Regions from separate parts of the Mus musculus genome. Here region 1 is linked to region 2. Evidence: chromatin loops called from intact Hi-C (ENCODE). Cell type or tissue: heart. All regions are shown on one strand. Links, peaks and the distances in the headings refer to the core of each region. The heading gives the core; the rest is flanking DNA. Region 1 holds the start of Trim69 (tripartite motif-containing 69). Region 2 overlaps Spg11 (SPG11, spatacsin vesicle trafficking associated).

What was found. A loop is a pair of places that touch in the nucleus more often than their neighbours do. Peaks named below come from ENCODE experiments on the same cell type or tissue, not always from the same donor. Only the 100,000 strongest peaks of a DNase experiment are listed, where the experiment ranks them.
Region 1: it touches region 2 in a loop (10-fold over the local background); 30 of 42 quality-filtered maps call a loop at or near these places.

The regions. Positions count from the first base shown.
Region 1 is chr2:122,154,066-122,165,687 of GRCm38, forward strand. The region is part of intron 2 of Patl2 (protein associated with topoisomerase II homolog 2 (yeast)); the gene reads right to left. It overlaps Trim69 (tripartite motif-containing 69), which reads left to right and starts at 6,643. Exons shown (of 7, transcript NM_080510.3): 1 at 6,643-6,831. The coding sequence starts at 6,826. In heart, for the core only: a CTCF peak has its summit at 6,806 (motif pointing left); a DNase peak (open chromatin) is centred at 6,766; H3K27ac peaks cover 935 bases.
Region 2 is chr2:122,064,661-122,076,282 of GRCm38, forward strand. It overlaps Spg11 (SPG11, spatacsin vesicle trafficking associated), which reads right to left. Exons shown (of 40, transcript NM_145531.2): 22 at 10,635-10,840; 23 at 9,844-9,952; 24 at 8,186-8,345; 25 at 7,395-7,649; 26 at 6,205-6,405; 27 at 5,209-5,316; 28 at 4,079-4,241; 29 at 1,585-1,799; 30 at 249-996. Among named protein-coding and RNA genes, the nearest start is that of Eif3j1, 42 kb to the left of the region's middle. In heart, for the core only: a CTCF peak has its summit at 5,426 (motif pointing right); no DNase peak of the experiment used is centred there.

The DNA.
Region 1 (11,622 bases), core at 1,860-9,859, 89 kb after region 2:
AAAAAAAAAAAAAAAAAAGGAAGGCAGCAAGCCTGGCCTCTTCTGCCCTTCCTGAGGCACGTCTTCTGTTGCTGTCGGTGGGAAAGAGGAACCTTTGGTTATCATTAACATTTTGAAATTTCCAAACTCTTAAGTAAATCTCTTCTTACTAAGTAGCTTGTATCAGGTATTTTGTTATAACAATTACTGATTAATAGTAACCATAAGCCAGAAGTGGGACAATCAATCTTGCATCACAAAGCTTTATTTATTTATTTATATTTCACACAACTGTTATTATTGTAAATTTAGATTCATTTAATTTTGTGTATGATACATGTACATATGTACACTACATGCATGCTTACTGCCTATGAAGTTCAGAAGAGGTCATCTGGAGGAAGTCACATCCCCTGGAACTAGAGAGTTATGGATGACTGTGAGCCACCATGTGGGTGCTGGGAACTCAACCGGGGTCCTCTGGAAGAGCAGCCAGTACTTTTAACTGCTAAGCCTTCCAGTTATTTTTTTGTGTGTATACGTTTGTGTGTGAGGAGGGAGCATGCATGTATATATGCTTGTGTAAGGGTATGCATGCAGGGGGTGCATGTATGTTCATGTGTGTGTGCATGTGTATGTGGGTTGTGCATGTGTTGTATGGGGGGATATGTGTGTATGTGTGTGTGTGTGTGTGTGAGAGAGAGAGTGCATGAATGTATGTATGTATGTATGTATGTATGTATGTATGTATGTATGTATGTATCAGAGGATGGGTTGCTGCTGGATATCTTCTCCAGTTGCTATCACTCTCTACCTTATATTTTGAGGCAGAGTTACAGTGAACGGCAAGCTTGGAGATTTAGCCGGCCATCCAGCCCCAGGGATCTTCTAGTTACCACCTTTCCAGTGCTAGGGTGAGAGGCACATAGCACCTTACTCAACTTTTCTGGGATGAGGGCTGAACCCAGGTCCTTCAGCTCCAAGACTGAGGCACCTCCTAGGCCCCCAGTACATGATATTTATGGAATGTAGATGATTTATCCCAGCAACCTCCTGGGATAAAGTTCCTTAGGGTCCTAGGTGTATTGTTTGATCTTCAGTCTCTTCTTCTGTGAAGGTTTCATCCTGTTTGGCTAGTGAAGTTTCAGTAGGACTGAAAGTGGCTGTGTTACTACTGGGCTTAAGGTGCATAGGGAAACTTCATGGGAAGTTCCTCCATAACCTGGAGAAAAGGCAGAGACGTTCATCGCACAGAGACATCACAAGAACAAGACTGCACTGGAAGCCTGGGAACTCAGTAGAAGGAAAGAAGACTAGAATTGCACCTCCAAAGACTGCTTCCTGCAGCAGCCAAGAGCTCAAGATGAACCTGGGTGAGGGACCTGGGAGAATGAACCCCACCCTCCACCTTGGAAAGGACCTCAGGGTAGCTTGCAGAGTGACAGATGTGGGGAAGTGGATCCTTTCCACCTGTCCCAGTGGACCTCAGGGTAGGCTGCAGAGTGACAGATGTGGGGAAGTAGACCCTTCCCACCCGTCCTAGTGGAACTTTGTTAGGACCCATGGTGGCAAGAAGGATCATATTTCCAATTTCTTGTCCCCAAGTCCTGTGTCTACTGGTGAAACCTTGAGCAGGAAACTTGGGTTGTGTGTGTGTCTTCTTTAGCACCACACTGCCAGACTGCTTTGAGCCCTAACAATGGCTCTGACTCTATTGTAGTATTGTTGGCTCGGTGATGCTTTTCCCAACTACACCCTTTGTGTTGCTCTGCACTTATTCAGTTCTATTAGCCTAGCCTAGCAAGTGGCCAACCAACTTTCAAGAAATAAATCAACAGGATTATAAATCCTGATTCTAAAGATGTGTGTGTCTGTAAGGATTGCAACCTCTGACCTTCAGTTTCTGGACACTACAAGTAATGTCACCATCAGAGCAACCAGAAACTGTCCTATTAATTTTAACTTTCAAAGCCTCACTAGGAGACTGACTAGACAGTAGGATTGCTGATCTAATTTCTGTGGGAAGGCAGATGTAGAGAACCACCACCCTTCCTCTTTGTTGTAAGGGGCTTTGGGTAAAGAGGAAACTGAGAGGGGGTGGGGAAGTCCCTTTTGCCCACAGCCTGGGGATGTGGCAACCTTCCTGAGTGGGCAGATCATATACAGGAAAACCTGTTTGGGAGGTAGTGGCAACAGGAATGGGGCCAAACAACAGGAGTGGAATTCCAGATGGAATTTGTACCTTATCGACCACTCTGTAACCTGGGGTGTCCCTGTGACAGCTTTTTTCATGTTTCTCAACATCTATGCAGCCTTGCAAGGCCCTCCTGCCCCACCAGTGTAGCCAGCTCAGCACATGCTCAAGTGCATGTTTCTAGTTCTACCCACTAGATAGACCCTGGCAGAGAAGGACACAATACCTAGGCCTCACATGGGCTGCTGGAGCCTGGGTGGAGACCAGATGATGGTGGGCTCTGCTTTTTGGGACCGTTGAGCATCACTGGTGGGCCTCTCTTTGCCTGGCTGGAATAGGAAATTGTGCAGTAGCCATGGCCTGTGATCGTGAGATGCAGAGTGGAGTGGAGAGAGCCTGCCAGTATTGCCTGGACCAATGAGCTGAGCCGATGCTTGTGATGGAGTGCTAGGTAGAGCATCCATACCTGGGCTTCACTAATTTCCTTCTTAGGCCTCCAACTGTCTATCAGATTCCATGGTTTAATCCCAGACTCCGATTGTAACACTGTATTGTGCACTACACCTGCCACTGTGTTTGAGATATAATCTACAACCACAGTTAGTACATTTAAACGTCCTCCCCACTAAAATCCTGTTCCAATCAGCAAGCTTTCCACATTCCTCCTAAATCCTCTAGTCCTAGAAAACCATTATATTTCAGTCTTTTGAATTTTTCTAGTCTTGATATTCCCTTTATTTTACTAAGCTGTGTTTATTTACTTGTGTGGGGCACAGGTGCATGGGCAGTAACAGGACATCTTGCTGCAGCCAACGCTCTTCTGCCATCATGCAGCATCTGGGGATGGAACCCAGATGGTCAAACTTCATCTCACTCTCTAGAACAAAATTTTAGATAAAAATTCTTCAAAACCCCTGGTAGAGAACTCTGGGCTCGTGAAACAGCAAATACACTACATAGTTTTTCTTAGAAAACTCAGGGGGCTGGAGGGATGGCTCAGCTGTCAAGAGCACAGACTGCTTTTCTGAAAGTCCTGAGTTCAAATTCCAACAACCACATGGTGGCTCACAACCATCTGTAATGAGATCTGACACCCTCTTCTGGTGTGTCTAAAGGCAGCTACAGTGTACTTACATATAATAATAAATAAATCTTTAAAAAAAAAAGAAACTCAGACACATAGAGAGCTTTCTAACAATTTTATGTTCTGTATACAAGTGTTTGCCTGCATGTGCTTATGTGTACCACATGTGTGCGGTGCCCTCAGAGGCCAGAGGAGGGCATAGGATCCCCTGGACCTAGAGTTAGAGCAGGTTGTGAGCTGCCATGTGAGAACCCAGGTTCTCAGAAAGAGCAACCAGTAAATCCCCTTAGCTGCCAAACTATCTTTCCAGGCCCTAAAGATTGTTTTTAAAGACAGGGTTTTGTGTAGCCCAGACTGGCTTTGCACTCCTTCTTCCACCTCTGCCTCCTGAGTTGTAGGGCTACAGGTATGCATGTCAGTCCCTTCTCCTTCCACTGTGTGGGACTCAGGGATCCAACCCAGGTCATGAGGCTTAATAGCAATGCTTTACCCACTAAGCCATCCTGCCTGTTTTATGTTGGTAATACAAATAAACAAAAGGCTATCTAGACTGTTTTGCTAGGGTTTAAACAAGCTGTAGTCCTCTTCTTGTAAGTGTTTTTGGGTTCACAGTCTTCCCACTGCCACCAGGACATGAAATAGAGGAGAGGCACAGTTTAAAATCCGTAACTAAAATTTTTGAATATGTGTTTTCCAAACCCCCCAAATACACCTAATACTATTATCAATCTTAAATCTTTAGCTTCACATTACATTTATTTTTCTAGTGTCTGTGTGAACGTGAACACGCACTTGGAGGCCAGAGGATGATGTAGGATATTGTTCCTCACCATTCCTCACCATTTTTGCTATTATTTTCACATTATTTATTTATTTATTTATTTTTTTTCGTGGATGCACATGCCACAGCATGTATATGTAGGACAGAGGACAGCTTGAGAGAGTCAATTCTCTCCTTCCACCATGTGGGTGGGTCCTGGGAATCAAACTCGCCTTATCTTGATGTTCCAACACTTGGGAGACAGAGAGAGGAAAGAAGGTGAGCCGAGCCCAACTGGATTACATAAATGAGACTATCTCCGAAAACAAAGCCAAGGAATCTCACTGAGTAGTGCTGGCCTTGCTGGAGTGCAGTGAGTGTGGAGGTGGAGAGCAAACTGAAACCAGAATCAGAGTTCAAATATTGCATAAAGCCTGAGCTCTAAATTCTTATGTAAATCAGCTGGGGACTGACCAACAGCTGTGAGATGCAGGGGGCTTTACACTGGCTTTAAACTTTGGTGCAAATCTCTTACTGAAGCCAAAACCATAGTAAATACAAGAACGCATTTATATTCTGGCAGTCCCAGGGATGAATTCCAGACAAGCCTGAGAGTTCCTGCGTCTAAAGAAAAATGCTAACTCTTGGCACGGCCTGGGATGTGTAACAGAGAGCTCTGGGAGAGTCACGTGTCTGGCTTTATCTGTGAGCATCTTCAGCTTGGAGAAGTTGACTTAACTCACAAGAGTCCAGTAAGTCACACATTACCTGGTTATCCTGAGGGTCCAGTTTGCATGGGAAGGCACTTGAGAGTCACATGGATGATAACCCTCAAACTACAGAAGACATTCCTCGGGAATGCACTGGAGAGCGACAGCCTTCCTCCCCTCCTAGTTTTCAGTAGATGAACAGTTCTTGTGGCTTACATCCCTTTCTTTTGCGGCATGTAAAAGCCATGATCCCCAGATCTGGCTCCACCTGTCTCAACGACCCTGCCCAGGGAAGACAGAGAGGCTGAGGCTGGCAGTGCGGTGTTACCATGCTCCTGCCTATCCTGCCAGGAGACTGCTTTTTGTGAATGAACCACTCTCTTCTCTCTCTCTCTCTTTTCCCTAACAAGCCAGAATAGCAGCTGTTGTTCAGTGGTCCACTGGAGAGAAGCTGGGGCAGGCCGGTGATTAGGGAGCTTGTCTACAAGGCACTCCGCTCAACCTTAGCACCAAACACAGAAACAAAACATGCATGCAGGGCATTTATTCCCAGCACTTGGGAGGCAGAGGTAGGTGAAATCTCTGTGAGTTTGAAGCCAGCTTAGTCTACATAGTGAGTTCTAGGACAGCCAGAATGTAGGCTATGTAGAGAAACTCTGTCTTGAAAACCAAAATCCAAAACAAATACAAAATAACAACAAAACCCACCCAAACCAATCAACCAAACAACAAACACAAACAACGACAATAACCCTGAAATCTAAGAAAACAAGCAGACAGAAGGAGGGTGTGCAGATCATTCACAGGGCCCCTCGAACTCTCTCACTAAGCCAGTGTTTACTACAGAGTGATAGCATGGAAGGCCTGGGGGCTAAGAAGACAGTTCTTTCTCACAAGAAGCTTGCGGTTTCTTGGGAAAGAGATCTGAAGACAAATCGGTTTAATGAAAGGAAGAATGTAGTATACCCAGAGCAGTGATAGAAACATCTGCCAGGTGCTGCTGCTGCACACAGCCTGCTCTGACTTCTCAGCAACTCTCTTGGCAGGAGGGGCAGCCTGTGCAAAGCCAGAGAAGCAAGGCATTTGTGGGCAGTCTCTAACTCTGGCATGCTGTTGTCCATGCTAAGGCTGGATAGCAGGCAGACACTAACCACTCAAGGCAATATACTGAGTTAGAATTACTGTAAGCAAAACATCAAACCCGCGGGCTCCCAGACTTGAGCATGGTCTAGGGACGAGCGTCTAAGCTAAAAGTGCTTACTTAGACTTTTAGAGAAAGCTGTGTGAACAGCATCTTTCCCTGCTGCCTTAGGGTCCAGCTCCAGACCCTGCTACTTGATCAGGTCTGCTTCAGGAGATGCCAAGAAGACAGGGAGAGCCAAACAGCTACCCCTGAAAGGCTCTGTGTCTGGAGGTGACGGGTCCAGCTAGGATAAAGAGAAGCCGCTCCAGTCAGGGGTACAGCTGATGCTGCTGTTTGTTCTCTCTTCCCTCGAGCAGCCTCATTCCCAAGTGAGATCTGAAAACCTTAAAATTACATTACCAGGGCTGGAGAGATGGCTCAGCCATTAAGAGTATTTATGGTGCTTACAGAGGACCAGAGTTTGGCTCCCAGTACTCACATCAGGTAGTTCACAACTACTTGTAACTCCAGCTCCAGGGAATTTGATCCACCTCTCTGGCCTCTGTGGGCACCTCCATACATGACACACACTCGAGCACAAACATACTCACACATAACTCAAGATTAAACATTTAAAAATTAGATTACCACCTGAAGTTTAAAAGAATCCCATCCCAAATAAAATAATAAAAGGGGTTGGCAGGTCATTCCAATCCAATCAGAGTTTGTCTATCTCAGACGCGAATATCATCAAAGCAACTGACAAACTGTCACGGAACCTGCTGGATCTCTAGCTTTGGCCTTGTCTGTCTTCTTCAGCTCCTGAACTCTCTTCTCCCTCCTCCTCTCATGGGCTCTGAGTCCATTCCTAGCATACTAACAGGCCCAGAACTCTTGGTCTGCAGCCATCCTGGGCTCACTGAGCAAAGCCAAGTTGCCTGACTCTGCCCCCTGGTGGCCTAATGACCAAGTTTCATGGAGGTAAGTTATTCTCTAACCACTCAGCGGGTTTTCTACACACAGGGTAGGAAACAGGGTATTGATTGTGGATCAAGAAGGGAAATCAAAGAAATATTTAACATGTAGCCTTTACCTTCTAAACTCTAGGCCTTTGGATAAACAGAAATTAGAGATGTGGGTAAGAAAGTAAGGAGGTCCACCATAACTTTTTGATAATTAAGACAAACATTATACAAAAGTTAACCTCTTTATCAATATAACTACTATCTTTAGATGAAGAATTATTAGTTATAACATTTTTTCATACTATAGGTCTTGGTATGTTATATTTACAACAGAGGTGCAGTTAAACATTTTTAGAAATCACATTTGTGTATTTTGTGTAGATATGTGGGCGTGCATACCAGAGCACATGTGTGGAAGTCAGAGGAAAATCTGCAGGATTAGGTTCACTCTTTCCACCATGTGGATCTCAGGGACTGAGTTTGGGTCGTCGGGCTTGGGAGCAAGCATCTTTTCCTGCTGAGCCATCTCACCAGCCCAGTTAAACGTCTTAAATTAACACCTTAAAACTAAAGTAAAGGAAGTTAGTATTCTAAACTTTAGTGTTGACAGACAAAAGAAAACATCGATTTACTTTAAGGAAGCCGGGTTTCCACGGAAACCCATCAAGGAATCTCAGTACATGGATCCGGATGCCGAGTGGGTCAGAACCCAGAGGTACAGATTTAGGATTTACTTCTGTGAGGCTGAACACGAAGTCAGGAAATTACTCACTTGTTAAAAGAGAGCAGAGCTAGAAGAAAGCCAGAGAAGATACTAAGAATAGAAAGGGGGATGGAAATTACTCATGGGGAAAGAACCAGGGTAGTAGTGCACTCGGGGCCAAAGGAGAGGGTTTCAGGTTTCAAGAGGGTGGAGACCAAGAGTATTCTTAAAGAGCAGAGATTCAGACAAGCTACTTCCAACACATTCCTTAAGCCCCTACCACAGCCAAGTAATGTGCTGGCCATAAGAGCTCAGGAAGAGACAGAGGACAGTGGCATAGTTAATGTAATGCAACAGCTTTCCTCGTTGGTTTTTTCTGTAATTGTTTGTTTTGTTTTAAGTCAGGGTTTTGCTGTGTAGCCCTGGCTGTCCCGGAATTCCATCTGTAGACCAGGCTGGCCTTGAACTCACAGAGATCTGCCTGCCTCTGCCTCCTGAGTGCTTGGATTAAAGGTGTGCGCCACCACCACTAGGCTATAAATGTTTTTTAGAGTGTGGGTGTGTGTGAGAGTGTCCAAGGAGGACAGAAGACTTTGATCCATTGGAGCTGGAATTACAGAGATTTATGAGTTCTGGGATCTGAATTCTAGTCCTCTAAGGACTTAAATGCTCTTAACAATGGAGCAGTCTTTCTAGCCCTTTCCTTTGTAATTCTTATCTCTATTAATGAACTGATTCTACCTGCCACCTCTCCATTTCTTTTGCTTTTTGTTTAAAATGTATATGCCAGATCCTGCCTTTGTCTGTCCTTCCTTCTTCCTTTTCTTCCTTTCCTTCCTTCCTTCCTTCCTTCCTTCCTTCCTTCCTTCCTTCCTTCCTTCCTTCCTTCCTTCCTTCCTTCCAACAGGGTCTCTCTCAGCTCTTGTTGTCTTGGAATTCGATATGTAGACTCAGACTGGCCTCAAATTCACCATGTTTCTTTAATGACTTCTGGGCCATGTTTTTTGTGTTCTACAATGTATCTCACGGTGTTTTTCAGCAGTTGTTTCTATTCTTTGTTTTCAGATTCATGAGAGAGTCTGGTTTGCATAGTCATCTTTTGCATTAGGCGACAGTTGGGGTTGCTGGACAGCCTATGAAATGGTCCAGAAGTCTGTCTGTGGTCTGGGAAAGGAAAAGGAAGTCACCTGACATATGCAGACCTGATCCTTTAGTGTGGACAGTGGGGAAGGCAGTTATTTTAAATTAACACATTCAGTAGACATTGAATAGAAATCTTAATTTAAAAAGTCAAGTATGCAAAGAATAACATATAGAATTGTTTATAACTATTCTGTATATAAATATTGACCTCGAGTCTCCCTTCTGATGGGCTCAAAGAAACTCAATTTATACTCTTTGAGAAGTGGCACCCACAGAGAGTGTGATTATACACACATATATGAGTACTCAGGTGGCAGTGTGTGTGTGTGCGCGCGCGCTAACACAGAGGCTAGAAGAAGGATGTCGATGTCCTGCTTTCGTTACTTGTCTTGTCAAGATGGTGTAGCACACTGAAAATCATACCCTCCTCCACCACCATCATTCTCTCCTAAACACATATACATTCTCTCCTAACTCAAGGAGAATGAAAAAGACAGAAAAAAAAAAAACCCAAAAAAACCACATGCATATCTTTCCCTAAATGTATAGAAATGTTGGATAAAGTGCTAGTGAAAATTGAGCTTTTCTTGGTGGGGGGTTGGCGGCGGTTTCGAGACAGGGTTTCTCTGTGTAGCCCTGGCTGTCCTGGAACTCTGTAGACCAGGCTGGCCTGGAACTCAGAAATCCGCCTGCCTCTGCCTCCCGAGTACTGGGATTAAAGGCGTGCGTCATCACCGGCCGGTGGGCTTTTTGTTTTTGAATGGTGAAATAATAAAAATAATGATTTTCCCTTCAAAAGAACCTCTCATTCTTTGTAAAGTCAAAACTGTAACGAGGGAACCATGAGTGCTCGCCAATGCCTGTAATCCTAGCACGTGGGCAGGCACGTGGGAGGGCACAGGCAGGAAGCTTTTGAGTTTGAGGGAAGCCTGGGCTATAATTTGAGATCCTGTCCCAAAGGAACAAACAACTAACTCAAGGAGAATGAAAAAGACAGGAAAAAAAAAAAAGCAAAATGCCAGACAACCCTTCAACCCCTTTAAGATGAAGTTAGAGGCTTTAAGGAGCTTGGGCACCAGCTTAGGAAAAATCTTTACAGAATACAGTAAAGGCCAAGCAAAATGTGTGAGGGACGAGGAATGCAAACCTTGCAGAAAGAGAGTTTCCAGGAAGTGCTCGTTACACCAGGCAGCAGAGCAGCTGTTTCCCTAGAGCAGGCAGTCACAAGGATCTAAGATGTAGGACAGCAGACTCCACCTGGGGGAGGTGGAGTGGAGGAGACACAGTAAGCCAAGCAGCAGGACTGTTCTGGTGGGGAGAGCTCATGTGTGTGCTGTTTCAAAAAGAAACCAACCTCAATTATGGACCCGCCTTCATGTTCCTGTTAGACTTTTCTAAATAGATGACTCGGGAAGAACTCAACCTCCCTTAAAATATCTGAAGAAACAGAGAAACTGGGCCTGGAGCAAGGGCTCAGTGCCTAACTGGTGAGCCCAGGACAATGGCATGCTGTCTCAAAGGGGTAGACTGCACTCCTGAGGATGGCACCTTAGGTTCTTCCAGCACCACTCCCCCACCCCCACCCCCATAAAAAGTTAGTGGCAATTATAAAATAAGGAAGGGATAACATTTTTCAGCGCAAAGAAGGAGAGCCACGGCATGGGAGAACATGAACGTGGGCAGACAGCAGGATCTCCAAAGCCTGCCCAGTGGGTGTTTCAGGGAAAAGAAACTGAAAGCATGGCATGGTGGCTCATGCCCTAAACCCCAGTCCCAGTCAGGAGGCTCACTGCTGACTCACTGATACAGTGGAAGGCAGGCGCTCGCTCGCTCGCTCGCTCGCTTGCTCGCATAGAGCTGGCTCTGGGTGCCTAAGAGCAGTATCAGCTCCACAGATGCTGAGATGGAAACAATTTTTGGCGGCTCTTTTTCACATAATAGCATGTGTTGTGTAGCATACAATAAAGCATTCTTGTTCAGTATAAAAATCCAGGCTCTGGAATCAAATACCTTCTACTTAAGAAAAAAAAAAACTAAGATAACACTCATACAACCAATTATTTTCAAGGGTACACTCCAGTAGCATTTAGTATATTTACAACGTACAACAGCTGCCTTTTTTCCAAAATGATGTCACCCCCAGAGGAAATCTCTTTTCCACTAAGCAGTCATCCCCACCTTTCCTTCTCCCATGCGCCCTAGAAAGCAATTTTTCTGTCTCTTATGGATTTTACCTAAGTTGGATATTTTATATAAACAAAACTCTTTTCTATGGGTTTGATTCTTTGTTCTAGGATTATTTTGTGGTCCTGGCAATTGAACCCAGGCTCTTACTAATTCTAGGCAAGTACCCTAACCACTGAGCAATACTCCCAGTCCACCATAATGATACAGTGTGTGTGAATGTGGATATATGCATGTATGTACGTGTGTATGTGAGGATACATATGCATAGGCGTGAATGTGGAGGCCTGGGGAGGAGGTTTGGTGTCTTCTATTGTTCTTTGCCGTATTCCCTGAGACGGGGGTCTCTCACTGCTTTCTGGCTAGCCTGGTAGCCAGCAAGCCCCACAGATGTCTCCTCCATTGCCAACACCGAGGTTGCAGGAAATCTGAACTCAGGTCTACATACTTAAGCAGCACTCTTAACTGAGCTACTTCTTCCACCCATAGACTTTGTTGTTGTTGTTTGTTTTTAATTTTTTGCTTTGTTTTGTTCTTTTGAGACAAGGTCTCACTATCTAGCTCTATATGGCTGTCTTGGAACTCACTTGGTAAACCAAGCTGGCCTCTTAACTCACAGAGAACCTCCTGCCTCTGCCTCTTGGGTACTAGGATTAGAGGTGTGTGCCACTGCCACCCGCTCTATGTTTCACTTTTTGAGGGAGAACATCCTACTGCTGAGAGCCATCCTATTTTAGTTTTCCATGTCAGTGTTTACAGCGATACATTTCCCAGACA
Region 2 (11,622 bases), core at 1,818-9,817:
GCTTCCCAGTGCTGGCTTGTATTTATATCATTTCACCAAACTAACTATCAGCCAGGAGTCCCTCTACCTCATCTCTAAGCCAGTTAAAAAGCAAGTGTTACTTTGTAGACTACTTATGGATTGATTATTTGGGGAAAGTCACTATCTCTTTAATTCAATGTAAGTATGACATCCCGAGTGGTCTCTCCTTTTTGGAAACAGGACCAGCACTGTGTGGCAAAGAGGACAGTGTGGCCGCCTTTACTTACAGCTATGGGCTTTCCGAAGAGGGACACTCGGGCTCTCCAGGTCCTCAGGCTGTGCGGCACTTGAGAGGAGGGCACGGATCTCTGAGTGCAAGTCTTCCATGGTGGCTTCTGCGGAGGCCAAGGCTCTGCAGTGCAACACCAGCACTAGATCCTGGCTATAGAAACGGAAATACTGGCACACTCTGCTTGCTTCATGCACACAGCCACCATCCAGCAGCTGCCCGATCAAAGTGTTCAGTGACTCCTGCTCTTTGTGTTTCAGTCTGTTCTCACACGTCGTCTTGGATGGAAGATCATTAAGGCCTAAGTATTTGGATGTGTTCAAAGCAGCGAGCTTGGAGAAGGACAGCTCACTGGCTAAGCTATCAAAAGAAAGTTCAGCAGCAGCCAACTTGTGTTGAGAGAGGCTGGGCTTGGCTTCCTCTTCAGCCCCTCCACATGTGTGCTGGGCGACGCGGCAGATCCAAATCTGTTTCTCCAGCCCCTCCAGTTCCTCCACGGGAACCGGCTCTTCTTGGGCAAGCCAGTGGCCAGCCAGAGTGAGCAGCAGATGGCGCTCCTCAAGGCTGCCCTGTTCAGCAGGGTGCTCACTCACCTCGGGGGCTTGGCTAGAGAAGAAGGAAGAGGCTGCTCTCTTTGAAATAGAGTTTTTCTTAAAAATTTCATGGCATTTTTTCCAGAAGCCAAGTCTTTCTTGTTTCAGGGACCACTGCGGAGTGTGTGTTAGTGTTTGCATTTCCTGAGTTAACTGAAATTGAACAAAGCAGACATCAGCCTTGCCTGGGTCAAGAAGCATCATCACAGACATTAACACTTCCTAAGGACACGCTGGCTGCAAGCAAATCTAGTGAGTGCAGACCAGCCTGGGCTGCAGAGGGCGCTGGATGCAATTATGTGGAAAGTTAGTATGAAAACGGTTCTCAGTCCATCTGAGAGCCAAGGGAAAGCCACCGTATAGTTATCCTCTTCAAAAGCAAACAGCTGGAGTGCACCTCACAGCAGTGGTTCTCAACCTTCCTAATCTGTGGCCCTTTATACAGTTCCTCATGTTGTGACGCCACCCCACTAACCACAAAATTATTTTCATTGCTACTTCATAATTGTAACTTTGCTACTGTTATGAACCACAATGTAAATATCTGGTCTGAGACCCCCCCAACAGGGTCATGACCCATGGTTGAGAACCACTGTTCTATAGGCCATGCTTACATCAAAACATACGTCAGTTACTATATCAAAAGTGTACTCACTTCTGAAGCAGTCTGGGAAAGGGCTGCATTGCCTATGGACTGCATCCCACTGGTTCTGTTGGGAGTTTGAGTAACTTAAGATATACCTGTTCAATCAGCAAGCTGTCCACAGGCAGGGCTGCTAACTCGGCCACTCTCCTAGCCACAGCAAACTGCCCATCTGCTTTTAGCTTCTCCAAAATAGATCTACATTCCCGCTGAAAGTTCTCAGTGCTGTAGCTGGAAATGACTGCAGGGCTAATGGCGATAGGTGTGTCCTTCAGCACTTGGCTGAGGAGACACAGCTTCTGCACGTCTGGCCCTGTGCAGGAGAGAGGGCGCGGTTACACGGCAGTGCTGCTGAGGTGACAGAGTGGCAGGGGACAGCAGGGTGCCTAAAGGGGAAACGGGGGCCTTTCTTTTTCCTTCCTTCCTTCCTTCCTTCCTTCCTTCCTTCCTTCCTTCCTTCCTTCCTTCCTTCCTTCCTTCCTTTCTTCTTTGTTGTTTGTTTATTCTTTTGAGACAGGGTAGCACAGAGTCTGGGCTGGTCTTGCACTCATTATATAGCTAAGGAAACCCCTGAATTCTGACTCTTCTGTTTCTACCTTCCAAGTGCTAAGATTACAGGTGCATGCCATGTATCCTGTAAAAACAAGCCTTCTCTTCTGACTGACTGCAGAAGCCACTAAGGGCAAGTCCTTACATACTCAAAATGCTAAGTGCCATTAGGACACACATATATGTATACATGAGTATGTATATAAATATACCTGTGTATGTATGAATATATTCGCATGTATGCCAAGGGCACTCCGGTGGAGTCAGCTTGTGAGGCAGAAATGCCAAAAAGCTGCTCATGAGAAATGAATTTCTAGGACTCTCCTCCTGGATGTCTGGTGAAAGTCAGCTCTCTAGTTTGGGTCAGTTTGACAGGCGAAAAGCCTGGAAGCTGTTCACGAGGATAAGAGTTCCATGGAAATTTTCCTCCCAGAGTTATGGCATTTCTTTCCCTAACCCATAATATTCAAATTTCCACCACGTTAGTCTAATGTATAGATTCACGTGCACTCTATTAAGAATTACCTTATAGTAAATGCCTTTTAAGATTGTATTCTAACATAGCTAAAGCCTTTTCCCAGTGTTCTTAGATTCCAGATAGCAGCAAGGAGTTTAACCTATTCAGTAACTAATTAAGCACTACCATAAAACAATTAAGCACTAGCCATTAATTCAGTTGTCTGCAGAAAGAGTCTGGAATTCTCACTGAGATAGAAATTCATATTACAGACTACATTCCATGCCAAGAGCAAATTAATATACTATACTGATAAATGAGGATCCTTCAGACAAGATAATTTAACAAGGCCTAGAGAATTTTGGGGTCACTACATTATTCTTGAGGCGTGTCAAGAGTTAACAACCCTGGTGCTATTAACACTAAGTGTAAAACTCTTGCCTGGCAGAAGGTGCTATTCTCTAGTGTAAACATTTATCTGGTCCCTACAAATTCCCTTTGAAGTCACTCCCCTTGCATCTGTGCTAATCTCTAGTGTTAAACATTTATCTGGTTCCTTTTGAAGTCACTCCTTTTGCACCTGGAAAAATTCAATGTGCCTTATTCTGTTATGATTTGCAATTTACTCTGTATTATAAAAAGTCTGAGGCTCGACTGGAAAATTACATTCAGATCCAACACCACTCTTGCGTGTTTGTCTGTCTGTCACTCCATCCGACTCTTTGCTCATCTGCTTAAGAGATCCCATTCCACACAGACCAGGGGCCCAGAGGGTCTGTAGCACATGTATATATGGCATTTAGCACTTTCAGTGTGTATATATATATATATATATATATATATATATATATATATATGAGTGTATGTGGTATGTGTGTGAGGGAGTATGTGTGTATACCTTGCAATATCCTTAGTCAAAGTCTGGCTGAACTTGCCCACCTTGCTCTAAGAACTGGTAGCGATAAGATTAGCACATGAAATCAGCCTCTACTATACACATGTGGCTTTTATTAGACAGGATCTTACTGTGAAGTCCAGACTGGCCTTGATCTCATGACAATCTTCCTACCTCAGCTTTCTGGGCACTGGGCCTATAGGTGTGAACCACCATGCTGTCAAGTGTCTCAGATTGGTGCTCTTCAATATCATAGTAATCCGCTAACCTTGGAGACAATGACTCAGGTTAGCTTGCTCATTCCCCCCCCCCACCTCTCTGTGTGTGTGTGTGTGAGAGAGAGAGAGAGAGAGAGAGGGAGAGGGAGGGAAAGAAGGAGGGAGGGAGAGGGAGAGAGAGGAGACGGAGGGAGGGAAGAAGGGAGGGAGGGAGGGAGGGAGAGAGAGAGAGGAAGAGAGAGAGAGAGAGCAAGCACACTTGCAAGAGCGAGCATGTATCAGCTGCTTAGAAGGACTGGTTGCACTACAGTAGATGCTGCTGTTACAGATGACCTCTTCATGCTCAGTTATGGATGGACGTCAGTGTGCTGCTATCTATCCAATATATCTAATATTCTGACCGCCTTCCAAAAATAATTCCAACATACAAGAGCTAACAACTTGGCAGCAGCTTCAGAATAAAACTGTCTTACCGTCAGAGAAGAGCTGCTCAGTGCCAACAAACAGTTGGAGGAGTTTCCCCAGCTCATACTGCGTCTCACACTGCTGCGGCATAAGTTTCAAAAGGAAACAAACCTGGTCTTTCATCCACGAGGCAGGTATGATAGGAAGGACCCTTGCGGCCACTGTGTCAAGCTAGGAAAGACAACAGAGGCTCAGAAGAGTTTGTGGGAATGAACAGGCAGAACCCCATGAGGCCGGAGAGGTGGCTCAGTGGTTAAAGGCACTGACTGCTCTTCCAAAGGTCCTGAGTTCAATTCTCAGCAACCACATGGTGGCTCACAACCATCTTTAACGGAATCTGATGCCCTCTTATGGTGTCTGAAGAGAGTGACAGCGTACTCACAGATATAAAATAAATAAATCTAAAAAAGGAAAGAAAAAGCAGAACCCCCAAATCTGGGATCAAGAAAGCCCCGAACATTCCCAAGGCTTCTTACTACTCTCATGGGCCTATCACAAAAGGAGGGTCTGTGCACCCGACAGATGGCAGGAAGCAGTGATGGGGACAAAGGCAGCTCTGCCACTCTGCAGGAAGTGCTGGTGAGGGGGCTATGTGTGTGACAGTCCAGAGTGCCAAACTCTAGGAACCACCGAAGTCCCAGGCTTAAATGCCTCCTACTATCAAATCAGTCCCCCTGTGCTATTCCTAACCAACCATGCTTCACTTGGCAGCTCCCTAGAAGGGGTCTGGGCTTGTATTTGAGCCCAGAAGATTTTTTAAAAAGATTTCTTTATTATTATGTCTAAGTACACTGTAGCTGTCTTCAGATGCACCAGAAGAGGGTGTCAAGAGCCAGCCTGCATTTGACAAAGAACCATCCCTCTCTTCTTGGTGTCCACAGCAGGGACCACTGATCTCAGCCCCACTAAGTTTGGCTACTCCACCAGGACACAGATAACAGTAGCACATGACGTGACACTTCTGTTTACGGTAACTACAAGTCACAACGCCACCTGTCTGGCTTCTCTGAAATGACAGTGACTCATTGTCAATCACATGGCACAACCAGTTGTCTACTGCTTCCCCATACCACCCACCAGCATGAAGACCTGCCAACCAACTTTAGACCTGAGAGGAGGACACTCCAATTCCACCTACTGTTTCAAGGCTTTTCTGGAACTCCAAAAGTTTAACTTTGGCTTTCTCGTAATTCTTGAAGAACATACACAGTTCATACATCTCCATAATCAATAGAAGTGGGGAATCCTTTGAAGAAGAGTTAAAATTAGAAAATCCAGATCATCAAAGATATTAATAATGGAAGAATCAAATTAAGTTTCCCATGTTATTTCCTTTTGGGGGAAAAAATTAACCATCCACTAGGCGGCGCTATGGCCCCAACAAACATTCCCGGAGGCAAAAGAGCACCAGCCACTTACCCTCCTACTGGTTGGTCTCTGTGGTATCAACTAGCCTATTTTTGGTGGGGTTGTCAGGCCAGAAAAGAGGAATTTAGGATTAGAAGTGATGAATCTGAATTGTAAGCGTGCCTACTTGAGTATGTGCGGTTTGAGTTATGTATTAGTTATCAGTCTGTAAAAGAAAGGTAATGCCACTTCCTAACACACAAAATATTTTTATAAAGTATTGTGAGAACTTACTAAACCAATACATATAAAGTACTCTGCTAAATAAATACAGTATATCTCAAAGGTCCTAGGGCTGGATACCCAATACTAAACTAAACACACACACACACACACACACACACACACACACACACACACACACACACACACACACACACACAAGTTCTATTACCATTAATATTTCTTGTGTAATTCTTTTTTGGTTTTTTGAGACAGGGTTTCTCTGTATAGCCCTGGCTGTCCTGGAACTCACTTTGTAGACCAGGCTGGCCTCGAACTCAGAAATCCGCCTGCCTCTGCCTCCCAAGTGCTGGGATTAAAGGCGTGCGCCACCACGCCCAGCTACCATTAATATTTCTTGTTGACTTTAAAAAAAAAAATCCAGGTCTGATAATAAGAAAAAGCCAAGGAATGCTATGTTGACACCCTGAGGTTCTGGAATGTCTGAAGTGTGTGTGTGCACTCATGAGTGTGAGTGCATATGTGTGTATGTGTATAACAATACCTTAATAAAGAGCTGGAAACCTCGGATGAGAGTGTGGCTCTTGCGTCTTGTCAATACAGTTCTCCAGATGATGGACAGGTCCTTCAGGCTCCAGTGATGGTCCTCTACAGAGATCTGAATGTGTCCCATTGCTTCAGCTGCAACCTTGTCCTCCACGGAGGTGACAATCCAAACACAGAGACAGGAGACAACACTGGCACCCTACCATTGGATAAGAATGTTTCAAAATGAAGGAACTGGGCCTCGATCACACAGATGGACAAAACTCCACTAACTAGCTGGAATCAGCTTGTGAGAAAACCTTCCCCAACAAGGTGCTAAGGAAGAGGAGGAGGGTGCCTGCCTAGCAGAGCACCTTCCTGAGGGCAGCCAGAAACTGAGTCCCCACCGTAGGCTTCACTGGTGCCAGGAGACAGCTTAATGGACAGACAGCCTGAGGTCTGACCTTGGAAGCAGGTGTAAGAGCCTCACAATTGTCCCCTGTAGCTACTTCAGGCCCCTCCCACCTTACTGCTTGCTTCCTTCCTTTCCCTTCTTCCTTCTTCCTTCTTGTTCTCTGTTTTGTCTCTGCGTACATGAGCCCATGTGTGTTAATGCTCACAGAGGCCTGAAGAGGACAACGGATTCCCTAGAGCCAGAATAACAGGCAGCTCTGAGCACTGAACTCCAGTTCTCTGCAAGAGCAACAAGCACCCCTAACTCCTGAGCTAGCTCTCCAGCCCCAGCTCATTACTTCCTCATGTGTGCATGTACACACCTGTCATGGACCTATGGCTGTCAGCTATTTCCTTTCACCTCGTGAGTCTCAGGATTCAAACTCGTGGTCAAATTTGGTGTCAAGGGGCTTTGCTGGTCTGTGTTTTGTTCTGTTTTGTAGTTCTGACATTTTGAAAGACTTCCTTGATTTCTAATTGTGTGTGTGAGTATCTGAGTGTTAAGTGTGAGTGCTGGTGTTCATGAAGCCCAGAAGCCTTGAAACCACAGAAGTCTGCGTTAAAAGTGGCTATGAGCCACCAAATATGGGTGCAGGGAAGTCAGTCAGGTCCTCTGTGAGAGCAGTGTGTGCTCCTAACTACCAAGCCATATGAGACCGGGTCTTAGTTTATGGCCAGCATCCACCCCTAGCCTGCCACTGTCCTGACAAAGCCACCAAGCAGGTAGAGTTTTAGCACCCACTGTGGCCAGCTCACCTGCACACACGAGGCCAGGACACTGAGGATGGGAGCCCGATGTCTCACTGCCTCAGCCAGGAGCCAGCTCCAAGAGGTGGACTCATCTGAGCACCGGTGGAGAATTTCAAAGAAATTACTCGTTTCTCCTTTGTTTTTCTGGAGTTCCTGGAGGCAGCTGTCATCCCTAGAGATGGACCCTGATGACAGTTTCTCAGAAGCCAGCTTCAAGTGGCTCTGAAGGACAGGACTGAAATACTGAAGAAGAGATTCCACCTAGAGAGACGATTAAAACACACTCAGTGTTCTTTTTCACAGAGTGAGTTTTTACAAAAAGCCAGGTGGTAGTGGCACTTTAGTCCCAGCACTTGGAAGGCAGAGGCAGATGGATCTCTATGTTAAAGGCAACTCACATTACAGCCAGGGCTATACAGAGAAACCCTATTTCAAAAAAACAAAAAACAACAACAATAAAAACAGGGCTCAGGATGATTCTTTATAATGCTGAGCTGTGGGAGAGAAGACCATGTGATGTTTGTTACAACATCCAGCTATCTGGCCCAGGGTGGCTGGGCTAGAACTTGCAATCCTGCCTCCCAAGTTTCCATAGTACTGAGACTGCAGACCCGAGCACACAGTTGGTTGCTTTTAAGGGAATTTGAGTGAATGTCTATGTTAAACCTAGAATCCTAGAAACTTGTCCACATCTGTCCAATGATTTGGCCCTTGCCTGACACCAGGTTATAGACTCAGCCAATGTGGGTCTCGAGCAGACAGTCCTGGAGAACACAGTGCCAGGGAGTGTGGTTTACCTCTGCTGGGTGGTAGTTATGCAGCTGGCTGTGGACCAGGAACTGCAGCCAGTCATTGGCTTTGGCACATTCTCTAAGGTAGGACACGCTCAGCTTCCTGTCATGGAGCATGCAGAACTGAAGCACTAATGCCCACTGGCTGCTGGACTCACTGGACAACCTATAATAAAATTGGGGATGGACAGCAGAGGGAAAAAAAAAAGTCATTAAAATAGAGCTCTCAGGGATAGGCAGAGGCAGGGGATATCTAGGAGTTCCAGGCCAGCAGGGCTCCATAGTGAGACTGTCTCAAAAAATGGAAATAAATAAGTAAATAAAGTATAGCTTTAGGGGGGCAGAGAGATGACTCAGTGGCTAAGAGAGTTTACTGCTCCTCCAGGTAACCCAAATTAGGCAGCTCACACCACCCTGTAATTCTAATTCCAGGGGATTAACATCTTTGGCTTCTATGGGCACCTGGACACATATGTGCACACGTGTGTGTGCTTGCACACACATACCCTTTATATAATATAGATCTAGTTTAAAATTTGGAAATTAGTACAAATTAAATAAATTAACCAAAACATACTCTCAAAGAAAGGAAGGAAGGAAGGAGGGATGGAGGGGAGGGAAGGGGAAGGGAGGGGAGGGGAGGGAGAGAGCGTCAGCCAGCTTGCCCAGCCTGCCCAGCGGTAGCACATACTTTCAATCCCAGCACTCAAGCAGAGACAAGATCTTTCTGAGTTCGAGGCCAGCCTGGTCTACAGAGTGAGTTCCAGGACAGCCAGGGCTACACAGAGAAACCCTGTCTTGAAAAACCAAAACATCATCATCAACAACAACAACAACAAAACCCCAAAACAACAAAAAAACCAAAAACCCTTTCACCAAGGGCAGGCAGGGTCACCCGGCAGTAGAGCACATGCTTAGCGTGTATGAGGCTGTTGGTTTGATCTCCATGTGGTAAAAATAAATATAATAAAAATTTCATAAAATATGTAAAAATAATGAACATATGCTTTTAAATATATATCAAATAATTATTGCACTACTTAAAAAAAAACTAGCCAAATGTGATGGCACAGGTCTTTGAATTTCAGCACTCAGGAGGCAGGGGCAGGTAGATCTGAGTTTGAGGCCAGCCTGGTCTACAGAGCGAGTTTCAGGACAGCCAGGGCTACACAGGGAGACCCTGTCTCGAAAACAAAACCACCCTTCCACCTCTCTTGGGCTGGAGAGACACTTAGTCGTTAAGAGCACTCGCTGTTCCTGCAGAGAACCCATGTTCAGTCCCTAGCACCCACATGCAGTTCCGAGCACCCACACAGCTCACAACCTTTTGTAACTTTAGTTCAAGGGATCTGGCCTCTAAGGACACTGCACTTCTGTGGTACATAGATATACCTTCAGACAAAACACTCGTATACATAAAATAAAAATGATCTTAAAAACCCACCACGTCTCTTGCCTACAAAGCAGAACAGATTTCCCTCTCATCTGAAGAGAGGGAGTCCCATGGGTAGCTACTTTCTGTCTGCCCTATGCTGGCTGAGTAAGGCCACGGGTTGGGGGTGGGGAGCTGATGAAAGTGCAGCAAGCTATTTGAAGGAAGAGCAGTCCAACACAGGTTGGCACAGCCAGGCTTACTAAAGAGGCTGGGGTTGCAACTCACAAACCTGCTAAAGCCCTGCTGCTCAATGCTGTCCCACACGCCTTCCTCCAAGAGAACAAGCAGCTCTTCTGTGGCTGCTCTGTCACCGTCAGCAAGCTTAGACAGCTTCTCAGCTGTAAGAAACAGGCAACAAGACCTCGGTGGCCACAGCTGCATAGCTCTGTAGCTCCAGCTGAGCGAGATGGACTGCGCAGGCTCAGGTCAGGGTCAGCCTACGCAGGACAGAACACGTTGGGACCATATCTCTAAATAACCAAGAACCGAAGGAAAAGCCGCGTAAGATCAAAGCCATCAAGAGGGAGCATGGGCTGTAAAGCCCCTGGGTAACTCATGCTGGCCTTGAGTTCTTAGTGATTATCCTGCCTCAGCACCTCCAGGACCAACTGTAATAGACTGTGTGTAATCTATATATGGGACCATGCAGTGTGTATGTGTGACATGTAATGTGTGATGTGTATATGGGGTGCGTGTAGTAGTATATATGTGTGACATACACTGTATGTGTATGGAGTATATGTGTATGTGGTAGGTGTGTGTGTGTGTGTGTGTGTGTGTGTGTGTGTGTGTGTGTGTGTGTTCAATAGAAAAAGTCAGACCTGGGTATTTTTGTTAAATTAATGAGGCTCAGGGTCATTCAAACCCAATTAAAATGACTTCTAAGAAAGTGAGATTAATAACATAAACTTTCATTTCCACTTCAGGACTTTTGACCTGTCCCTCATTTCCCGTGGACAACATTTGACCTGTCCCTCATTTCCCATGGACAACACGTGGCAGGGTGCAAAGGTGCTGTACCCAGAGACTCTCTGATGAAGCTGGAACGAGCATCTTCATCTCTACGCTTGGAGCCCAAAATTACATTTGCCATTTTCAGGTCAACTCTGAGCTTGAGGCTGCTGAGGCCAAGCAATTCTAAGAAGCAGACACAGGCAGCCCCTACCGAAGGGTTGGTGAAGGAAGAGAGCCCTAAGGTATAGGCCTCCTTGCCTACTTGCTGGATCCTAGAAAATAAAGAAATCAAAATTATATAAGATATAAGCATTACTTCTCGCACTGGCTGGGGACATGGCTCAGTGGGTAAAGATACTTGGTACCAAGCCTGACAACTTGGTTTGCTCTCCCAGACTCACACGGTGGAGCGATTCAGCACACACACACTTTCCTGTAGGCCAGAGAGACGATGGCTAAGCACCCAACAATGCTTACTAATCTTGTCGAAGACCCAAGTGTGGTTCCCAGCACCCACACCAGGCAGCCCTCAACTACCTCTAACTCCACCCCAGAGGCCCTGACTTTCTCTCCTGGATTCCCACAGCCCCCCTCACCAGACATAAAAATACAATAAAATCTTTTTAAAAAAGCTGTCCTCTGACTTCCATAGGTAACTTGATGTACACACACCCTGACATCACACAGACTCAAACCATTTACACCATACATTACACACACCACACAGACACACAAATCACATATACCATCACACACAGACACATACACAAACCATGTACACACATACACCATACACACCAAATGCAAAGCACATTATACACACACAAGAACAAACCATTTACATCATACATCCCAAACATACACAAGCACACGCGCGTGTACACAAACACACACACACACAAACACACACACACACACACACACACACACACAATTTTAAAAGCTGCTTCTCACCAGGACAAGGAACTGGAGCTGTGCTAACAACAGAGAACTTTCTATTTGGTCTTTTGCTACCTCCTCTCCCTTTGTGTTCATTTGGGTTCCAGTGAAAGCT